2 separate regions of the Mus musculus genome follow, and region 1 is linked to region 2. The links are chromatin contacts, found by Hi-C or POLR2A ChIA-PET in ENCODE. All regions are on one chromosome and are shown on one strand. The core of a region is the stretch at or near the end of the contact, and the rest is flanking DNA. Distances in the headings are between cores, read along the strand shown.

What was found. A loop is a pair of places that touch in the nucleus more often than their neighbours do. ChIA-PET counts read pairs that join two places held with the same protein, here RNA polymerase II (POLR2A).
Region 1: a map of adrenal gland shows a loop between it and region 2 (2.1-fold over the local background). The contact joins the promoter of Fam83f here to the enhancer-like site in region 2. A Hi-C loop is called at or near these places in 1 of 37 maps with a recorded cell type or tissue (adrenal gland). POLR2A ChIA-PET finds 5 or more read pairs at or near these places in 1 of 5 experiments (embryonic stem cell).

The regions. Positions count from the first base shown.
Region 1 is chr15:80,668,164-80,673,313 of GRCm38, reverse strand. Fam83f (family with sequence similarity 83, member F) reads right to left here and starts at 1,467. Exons shown (of 5, transcript NM_145986.2): 1 at 927-1,467. The coding sequence starts at 1,397.
Region 2 is chr15:80,405,062-80,410,238 of GRCm38, reverse strand. No RefSeq gene overlaps it. Among named protein-coding and RNA genes, the nearest start is that of Gm41363, 7.0 kb to the right of the region's middle. Within about 2 kb of position 2,123, at least 1 of the 3 ENCODE cell types and tissues checked has a DNase peak (open chromatin) inside an H3K27ac peak, as active enhancers do.

The DNA of each region.
Region 1 (5,150 bases), core at 218-2,717, 260 kb before region 2:
TATCACCTCTCAGTCTTTAGAAGGTAAAATAATATCTGTCCCATTAAATCTGAATTTAGGTAAATGAAAAGTCACTTTTAGCATCAATGCAGCCGCCGTGCAGCTTATTTGGAATAAAAAGATACAAAAAGACCTATTTGAAGTTTGAATTTAATGCAATAGCCCACATTTTATCTGGAAACTACCCAAGTACCCAAGGGCACAGAGGAAAAGATTAGTCTTTCACCTACCCCACAGCCAGCTGTCCAACTGGTATTCTAACCAGGCTCCTTGGAAACATCTCTCAACACCCAAGCAGAGCAGATGGGCAAAGTAGGAGCCTCTTCCTGAGCTTGGTCCAGTGCTTTGTGGGAGCACCCAACACTGGGCCAAGCCACTGCTAGAGCTTAAAATAGCGTTCCTCATTCATTTGAGCCTGCTTGGGCTCTAGTGCCAAGCCCAGGAGAGGATGATAATGGGAAAGTCGGGTTGTTTGGGGGAGAAAGGCTCCTAAGAAAAGCTCATCTGGCCCAGAGGGGAAGGGAGGCTATTACCAACTTCATGCGATTGTGAAGATCAAATAGGGAAACGGCCGAGGATACGCCTTGTAAATAAATCCCTGGTGATAGTTCATGATCAAGCCCTTTGAGTGGCTAGTTTAGCACAGGGCCTCACAACTGTCACACTGCCCAAGGAAGATGGATGGTGACAGAGGTATACCAACACAAGGCTAGCGCACCTAGACACTGTAGTAAGAAAAACCAGTGCTTTGCCACGAACTTACACATCCATCTTTCAAAAGGTCTCATCACAGCTGCACAAGGTGAGCGCCAGCGGGGGTCCATTTCCCAGAGGATGGTGAGAGTGGCCCGCAAGTGAGACCAGGCAGGGGAGTGTGTGTGTGTGTGGGGGGTCCCTCTGGTGCAGGACTGGGGCCCGAGGCCTACCTTCTGGGCCTGCTGGATCATCTGCCTGACCACCTGCTTCAGGTGCGGTGCCTTCTCTTCTTTGGGCGGGTGGGTGAAGAGCGTGACTCGGCTCACACCGCGGTAGAAGTTGGTGTCTGTCCACCCCAGGTCCAGTGGGGGCACTTCGGTGTCCGAGCGGTCTGGCCAGTAGGCCAGGGACTCAGTGGGCTGGGCCGGGACCTTGGCCTTGGCCTTAGCCTTGGCACGGGTGCTGGAGACTGCCTCCTCGTAGGGGCTCCAGGCGGCGCAGAGGGCCTGGCGCTCCTGGCTGGAGAGGAAGTCCCGCAGCCGCTCCTTCTTGACCAGTTCGCGGTAGGCCTGCTCGCCTCCACCCAGCAGCGCCTCCAGCGCGGCCCGCCGCCTCTCGCAGTAGTAGAAAGCTGCATGTGCCTCGGTCACCCTCTCGTTCACGTGCGCCTCGTCCAGGCAGCTCAGTTGGGACTCGGCCATGGCGCCCCAGCCCTGTCCCGGGGCCCCAGGCTCGGACCCTGCTGTCCCCACCGCCGCACCTGGAGCGCTCGAGGGGCGGGGCGCCTCACCTGGCCGCGAGGTCCGCCTCGGCCCGCCCAGCGATCGCCAGTCGGCCAATCGGCGCGGGCCCCGGTGCGGGCGCGGCCGTCGGGCGGAGAGGGACCGCCGCCTCTGCAGGGCTTGCGGGGACCTCACGGGCGGCTCAGCCGACGCCCTGCGTCTCTGGCCTACTTAGCCCGGCTGGGGTGCAGAGTGTCGGCGTGGAAGTGAAAGCCCGGCTGTGGTCAGAGGCACGTGCGGCCTTTGAGTCACGCCCGCCTCCCAGCTGCGACCCATCAGTGCAGGGAAGGTCGGCGACCTGACCCCTTTACGCCTCCAGCACCCTCGGGACTCAGCCCCGCGGGTACAGCCTCATCTTCCCGCAGGCAGGGCCCAGAGCACGTGTTCTAGTCCGGACGCCTGCGGAATTTAGTAGCATCCTGACCCACTCCGGCCTTCAGGGTCCAAGTGTGTGTGCTGTTGGGCTAGATCGTCGGACTGTGTAGGGGGCAGTCTGTGTGGGAAAGCAAAGATGCTAATGAAATCCCTAGTTCTCCCGCCCACGCGTCCCAGTTCTGAGATCAGAGGCCTCCAGGGGCTGTCAATTCAACACCAACACCGTCACTACAAAATTTTTTTCTCCTAAAAGAATCACCCAAATAGCAAAGATGTAAGCAGGAGGCAGTGGATTTGCCCCTCATTTTAATTTGAAGTGGTGTGTGCGTGTGTTTGGGCCTGATAGGCTGCCAGAGGCCTGATTACTATATTAGCGATTCAAAATACATGTTTGAGCCCAAGGAAGGAAGCTGAGCACAGACACGCGCGTGCACACCACCACCATCACCACCAGAGGATCTGCTGTTTCCCATTGGATTAAATACAATCTTCTTAGTCATTAACATATTATTTTGTTCGTGTGCTGCTGTACAATTTTGATTCTCCACATTCAAAATATTTTCAGATCATAGCAACCAAAGGTTCACATTTCTCTCATTTTGTAGCACAGCGACTTGGAGCTGGAAGGAGCTTTAGAAATGAGTCCAACCCCCTCATTTCACAAACGAGGAAATTGAGGCCTAGAAATAAATGCTTTTCTATATCTCCCGAGAAAGGAGCGGCTAAGCAAAGGAACTGCTATGCTCTCTGCGGTGAGGGAGGTCCTTTCCCAACATGTGGCCTCCTTTGCTTGTTCTTATAAAGAAACAGAGGTTATTGGGGTTATTAGGGGTGTGTATGAAGGAGTCAATAGGCATCTCTCTCTCTCTCTCTCTCCCTCTCTCTCTCTCCTTCCTTCTATCTCTCTCTCACTCCTTCCTTCTCTCTCTCTCTCTCACTCCTTCTCTCTCACTCCTTCCTTCTCTCTCTCTCTCTCTCTCTCTCTCTCACTCCTTCCTTCTCTCTCTCTCTCTCTCTCTCTCCCCCTCCCTCCCTCCCTCCTCTGTGCTTGGGATAAAACTCAGGGCTTTGGAAAATTAGGAAAGGGCTCTTTCATTGATCTATACCCCACAGCCCCGTTGATGGTCTGGAGAAATGAGTGTTTAGATTGTCTGCAGGGATTGGAGACATGGTTAAGAGCACTGGATGCTTCCCAAAGGACGTGGGCCTATATGGTGGCACACAACCATCAATAGCTCAAGTCCCAGAGCATCTCTGACACTCTCTTCTGTTCTCTTCAGGCACTTGCTATGCATATGGTACATAGACATAACTGCAAACAAAACATCCATACACATAACAATTTTTTTAAAAAATTAATAAAAAAGTAAACTGCAGGGTTTGTGACAATAGTCACTGCTGGCATTGGGGATGTCGAGTAACAGCAAACCTGCCTGTTCCCTCAAATGTTCTTCACCACTCATGAGAACCAGAAGGTTTCCCGCTGCTAGCACTCCACTCTAAAAGTACTATAGGCACAGTCTACCATTAGTTAGGAGAGCGCTTGCTTGCTTTGGAGGCCAGGCCCTCTGCTTAGGGAATACAGAGGCTCTTGAAGCAGTAAAGGGGAGGGTGAGACAGCCAAGGCTAATACAGCTGAGGAGGACAGCCCGAGTGTAGCAAATGTGCTTTAGTAACTGCGGACAAGCCAGATGTCATGCACCTGTCACCCAGCACCAGAGAAACTGAGATAGGAGGATGGTGAGTTAGAAGCCAGCCTGGGCAACACGACAAGGCCCTGTTTCAAAAAACAAACCACTACTGCCACAAAAGGCAATCGTACGCTTAGAGGGGAAACTGACTTAATGAGCACTTACTTGGTGCTGACTGTGTGCCTAGTACAATTCAGGCTCAGCATTTCATTTCATTTTATTTTATCTCTTGAGAGAGTCTCAGCTCAGGACCTCAAACACGCTGTAAGCAGAGGAGACTTGCCTTGAATTCCCGATCCTCCTGCCGCCACCTCCCAATTATTAGGATTACAGGCATCTGTCACCCTCCCAAGTTCAGTGTATATTTCCTAAGAGAATGAACCAAGGATCTGGGCATGGTGGCTCATGCCTGTATTTTTAGCACTTGAGGGGCTGAGGCAGGAGAATTACTATGAATTGAAGGCAAACATTGGGCTACTGGGGCTGTTTGACAAAGAAATGTCCCCAACATGTGGATTCAAACACTTGGTCCTCAGTTAGTCGTACAGTTTGGGGAGGTTATGAAACCTTTAGAAGGTGTGATATAGTGTTGTTTCCTATTTCTATTTTGCTGTGATAAGATACCATGACCAAGACAACTTACAGAAGAATTTATTTGAAATTGTGGTTACAGAGGGTTAGTGTTCATGATGGCAGAGCAAAGGCTCAGCAACAGAAATGGGAAGCTGAGAACTCATCTTTAACTGAAAACATGAAACAGATCAAGATAGAAATGATGCCAGTCTCTGCAACCCTATAGGTGGAACAACATTATGAACTAACCAGTACCCCGGAGCTCTTGACTCTAGCTGCATATGTATCAAAAGATGGCCTAGTCGGCCATCACTGGCAAGAGAGGCCCATTGGACATGCAAACTTTATATGCCCCAGTACAGGGGAACGCCAGGGCCAAAAAGGGGGAGTGGGTGGGTAGGGGAGTGGGGGTGGGTGGGTATGGGGGACTTTTGGTATAGCATTGGAAATGTAAATGAGCTAAATACCTAATAAAAAAGGGAAAAAAATGATGCCAGTCTTTCAGAGCCTGCCCCCAGTGACATGCCTCCTCCAGTAAGGCCACGCCTCCTCCAACAAGGCCACGCCTCCTCCAGCAAGGCCACACCTCCTCCAGCAAGGCCACATCTCCTAAGGCTCCCCAAAGAGTACTAACTAGGTACTCTTTGAAACTCAAGTTTTCAAATGTCCAAGACTATGGGAGACATCTCATTCTAACTACCACACAGAGACTTGCTGGAAGAAGTATATTACTGAGGGTGGACTTTGAGAATTCACAACCTCCCTACTTCCAGATGATCCTCCCTGTTTTGTGGTTGTGGCTGAGATGGGATCTCTCAGCTTCCTCATCTGGCTGACAGGCCCGCTACTTCCTGCCATGGGCCCCTGCCACAATGGAGTCTTACTCCTCTGGACTGGTAAGCACCAATAAACTCTCTTTTCTATAAGTTGCCTTTATCGTGGCAATTTGTAGACAAAAGCAAAACAAACCAGAAAAATAACATATACAAAAGTTGGTCCTGTGTTGTGAATAGCCCTGGGGCTAATTATATTT
Region 2 (5,177 bases), core at 874-3,373:
ACGCATCATATTGGATACTTTCGTGTCGTTGTGACTAAAAAGCTTGACAGAAACGACACAAGGGAAGAGGTGTTTATTTTAGCTCACAGTTTTGGTTCTCAATTACCCTATGTGCTTAGCCAGGATATCATGGAGGTGAAAATGTATGGGGTGGGTACTCTCCCATTGTGGTAGACTCAAGAAGCAAGGAGATAGGAACCAAAGGCCCCTGGTAGCCTCTTTCCACCAGGTAGACCCTGCTTCCTGAAGGTTCCACAGCCTCCCAAAACAGGGTAGCCAGCTAGGGGACAAGCAGTTCAAAACACAAGCCAGTAGGAGACATTTCAGATTCAAACCATAACCTGTCTATCCCCACACAGAGTCCTGGGTGACATACCACTGTCCTTCCTCTATGCCAAACCCCAGATCATCTGTCTTCAGGAGTTTGTGCCTGGTCTCTGCTTTGGAGTAAATGTTTATGCCCTAATTTCACATTGAGGGCTCACATTCCAAAACAAGAGTTCTCTGGGTAGAGCCTTTGATTTGGACTAGATGAGAGCAGGAGGGTAGAGTGCTCATAGTAGGAATAGCATCCTTATGAGAACAAGAAGAGATTAGATCTGGCTGTCTCCACCCCCCACCCCCAGGCACAAAGGAGAAGATGTGAGGACCCAAAGTAAACACAGGATGTCTCTCAGGAGATGCTCCATTTAGGCCAAGGTCACAAGGCCTGGAGGAACTGTGTCTGTAAGTCAGGATGATAAATCTCACCAAGCACTGAGACCCTAATCTGCCTGATACCCCTGCCTCCCAAGCTGTGTGAGAGAAAAATACCCACTGCTTTACACCCCCATGGTCTCCAGCACCTCATCTGTGGCCTGCGTAACATCAGCCAGAGCTGACAGGAAGAGTCTCAAGGATTCAAATGATATCAGCCAAGGGGGGAGCTGTGGGGGTCAGGAGGAGGGACATCTGACTCCACTGGCCAATCAGCGAAGGCTCAGAACTCAGGGAAGGATGAGATTCAGGAGTGCTGCAAAGGCTGGGACCACAGCCCAGACCCAGGTCCTGGCCTAGACCAAGGACATGAGAGTCTAGAACAGGGGCAAGAAGCACCAAAATTCCAAGAGAGTTCCAGCCAGCTTGGAACAAACCTAGAATTATGGGTTGAATCCATGCTTGAATTCTATGTTCCTCATACCATGCATAACAAGTCTATCCCAGCTTGACCCCCTATCCACTCAGAATACAGGAACTGCACTATGGGAGACCCTGTGAAGCAGTAACGAGCCTAGGTAGACCTCTTTCAGGAAGTTCTTGCTGAGAGGAGATGCTCCGAGAACCTGACGTGCTATATTCGGCTGCCAAGGTGGGGAGGAAGAACTAGCTATGGCTCTTACCTGCTTGGATGCTACCCACCACTCTGCCTGTGGCTGCCAGTGACCAGCTGCTCTGGAAGCAAAGTACAACTTCGAAGCCATTCACACATGCCCTACTCCACTGCATGTTCCACAGGACATAGATCCCAGCAGGAAGACCAAGTCAGAGCTGAGGTCACACCCGAGATCCTCTGCCTCTCAACACCTCTGAAGCAGAGACCCTTGGGAGCTGAGCACAGCCTACAGCATCTCTTTCCCAGTCCTTGGATTTCCTACCCTGATAGGATCCGCTTGTCTCCTGCTCTGGGTACTACAGCTAAGACCTTTTATCTCTGGATTCCAGGATAAAAGAATAACAGGAAAACTAGAAACTCGGGATCACCAGAAATTCACTGTTAGGCATATCCAGAAGCCCCCAGATATCTGGGAGGGTAGGTCACACTCCCTTACTTTCTCTATAACCTGTGCAGCCACCCAGAAAGCACACAGCGAGGCAGGGCGGGGTTCCTGACGCTGCCTCCAGCACAGCAGGCCCTGGATGATCCACTTCTATGAGTCTCTGATTCTCTTCGCCCAGCAGTGGAAACGAACACATTTACCATTCATGTGAGGACTGTGAAGCCCAGCACATTAAAAGTTGTCAAGGGACATTAATTCACCCATGGTCAGCCTCCTGTTGTCCCCTCCTGTCCCTCATCTGACCCTGCCCAGTTCCTTCCACTCCCTGACTGCTAGGCCCTTAGCCAGGAAGGGTTTAGCATCGGTTTGGCTCTGTCACCAGGCTCAGAGGGATATGGGACATACCAGAGTATGAAAAGAGGGCAGGTCTGAGGAAGTGACTCCAGACTGGGGGTGGGGTGGGAGTAAGACAGGGGTACAGCATATGCAAAGGCTCAGAGCCAGGAGAGTCCAGCTTTCCTTCCTGCTTCTCTAACTGCTGAAATGAGAAAACAGATTCCCCATGCCACTGGGGAGCCACAGCCTTGGAATGTCCCCTCAGGATGGGCTGGGGTCATTTGAATGGTCTCTATCTTTGTAAATAGCCCGGAGATAGGGTGGTGCTACAAGCATCATTTCTTCGCCAAGCTATTCCTGAGGGGAGAAGGGAGAGAGGAGAGGAAAGAAGGAAGAGGGTAGATGGGGGAGGGGGAGAGAGGGGGAGGGGGAGGGGGGGAGGACAGGGGGAGAGAGGGAGGGGAGGATGGGAGGGGGAGAGGAAGTGGAAGTGAGGATCCCAGAGAAACCTCCAAGCCAAGCCAGACATCCAAACCACAGGTCCCTAAAGAGGCCACCCTCAAAGAGAGGACATGGCTACAGGGAATAGCACCACCCTGTTTCTCACTCACAATTCACCCATCCCTCAGAGCCTACACAGAGCCTCCTCAAGCAGGGCACTTGTAGCTGACTTTAGCCGCGGGTGCCTCTCATCTCTGTTCCCAACCACCAACACTGCTGGCGGGCAGCTGCTTGAAGGCTTCTCACTCGAGGCCTCAATGCTTCACCGGACGCTGACTGGATAAAGCCACTGTTTGATTCCTTGTCCAAAGGGACAAGTGGCTCCAAACTGACAAGTCACTTCTGCTAAAGCAAGTGTGGGCAGAAGGGCAGGTGAGAAGGAAGTAGACAGAGCTAGGTATGTAGTTCAGTTGGTAGAATGCTTGCACAAAGCCATGGGTTCGATCCCCAGTGCCACCTACAACAGGCATGGTGGCCCAGATCTGCAATCCTAGCATGTGGAGTGGAGGTCGGAGGATCAGGAGCTCAATGGCACACTCAGCTATGTGATGAGTTTGAGGTGAGCCTTGGCTACATGCGACCAAGCCTTTAAGGGAGGGGGGGGGGAGCAGACTGAAGTGACACAGCTGCAAACAAGCTAGAGTTATCTGACAGGAGGGAACCTCAGTTGAGAAAATGCCTCCATGAGACCCGGCTGTAGGGCAGTTTCTAACTTAGTGAGTGATGGGGGAGTTAGCACTCTGGGTGGTGCTAACCCTGGGCTGCTGGTCCTGGGTTCTATAAGAAAGCAGGCTGAGCAAGCCGTGAGGAGCAAGCCAGTAAGCAGCACCCGTCCGTGGCCTCTGCATCAGCTCCTGCCTCTAGGCTTCTGCATCTAGACTCCTGCTCTGCTTGGGTTTCTCTCCTGGCTTCCTTGGATGATGAACAGTGATGTGGAGGTGTAAGGCAATTAAGCCCTTTCCTCTCCAACTTGCTTTGGTCATAGTGTTTATCATAGCAGTAGAAACCCTGACTAAGACAGCACCCATGTGAGCCGTTGCCTTGAACCCCACAGTGAAGCCTCTCTGCTCAGTAGCACCAGCTAGGAACAGAATCTCTAGCAACAGACCCAGGTTAGTGTCCCTCCATGCAGTATCTGGTGGGAAGATCTCCCATCCATAGGGTTTGGACCCAAGCCTAAAGCTTATGGAGGCTTTGAGTGTCTGACCTTTCCCACCAGCCCTATGAGTACACTCCACCAGGTAAAGTGTGGAGTAAGGCGCCGGGGTAAAAGGGTGCCTGAGGGCCCTCCCTCCACGTGCTGTCTGTGTATGGGGAGAACACACACACACATATGCAACATCAGTATACCATGTTGTTGTCCCTGTATTACCCAGAGAAGGCCACCCTTGATCCACCAGGACTGGTCCTGAGTCCTGATCTTCTCTGGAGATGCTAGAGACTGTGAGGAGAAAGAGCCCAGGGAGCCCCTGGGTGGAGCGTGACTGGAGCAGGGTGGACAGCCCTAAGGTATGATGACCAGGATAGCATACTAGGACCAGACGTAAGAGTGGGTCAGGAGTGGGCAGGGAGTCAGACAGAGGCTGCGGCTGGAGAGATCCCGGGATGTGACTGACAAAAACAGAGAAAGGTCAGGGAAGGCTGACGGGCCTGCAGTGGGGCGAATCAGAATGTCAGCACCAGCAGGACTCCTCGCTGCTCTCCACCTCCGCATCTGCAGGGGTGGGGGCACAAAAGCCTCATCCTCAGGTGCTCATGGCTGGTCCTGGAGATAAGGAGACTCTGCCAAGCAGGCAATAACAGCATGTGGCCCAGCCTGGGACTGCTGCCCTGAGGAGACCGAAACCCACCCTGTGTGGAGAACTGAGATGCACCCAGGGCTGTCTGCTGAGGGGGCACCTCAACCCACGAGGGAAGTCAAAGAGGCATGAACCCACTTATCTCTCTCCCAAAGACAGATTAGCTGTTCCTTAGAGTTCCCCGTGGTGTAGCTCTGAAGCATAGTCGCTGATTCACCAAGTCCTTCAGGTCCCAGGGCACAAGCCTGTGAGTCCTCTGCTTGCAGATTCCTCTCAGGCTAGACATGGCCCCAGAGACCTTGGGTAGGTGGATGGCCACTGTGTCCTTGCATTCCCTTGGGGTCAGCTGGCAGAGTCTCCCTCCTCTGTACATCCCTGTGCTCCTTTGGACTTTTGGAAATAAACACCAGGAAGTCTTGACAAAGTCACTCACCTTCCTGAGGCAAGCAGGCAAAAACCAGCTTAAGACAGTAGAGAGATGGGAAGGGCAGAAGAGATACCCCCATGAGGTGCTATGGTGCTGTGGTGAGGAGGAGAGCCAGCATCATGGAAAACAGCACAGCAATCCTGTGCTGAAATGGACAGGGTTTGCCATTGACCTCATGATCCCATGATCCCACTTGAGTGATGTGCATGGGAGAAGGGAAAGTAGGAACTGACCGGAGAGTTGTACATCCACACGTGCGGCTGTTCTGAGCACCGCAGGCAAAAGGTGGCTGCAAATTAGGTGCCAATCAACAGTGGGTTAATAGTGGATGCACATCTACAGGAGGCTGCTCCTCAG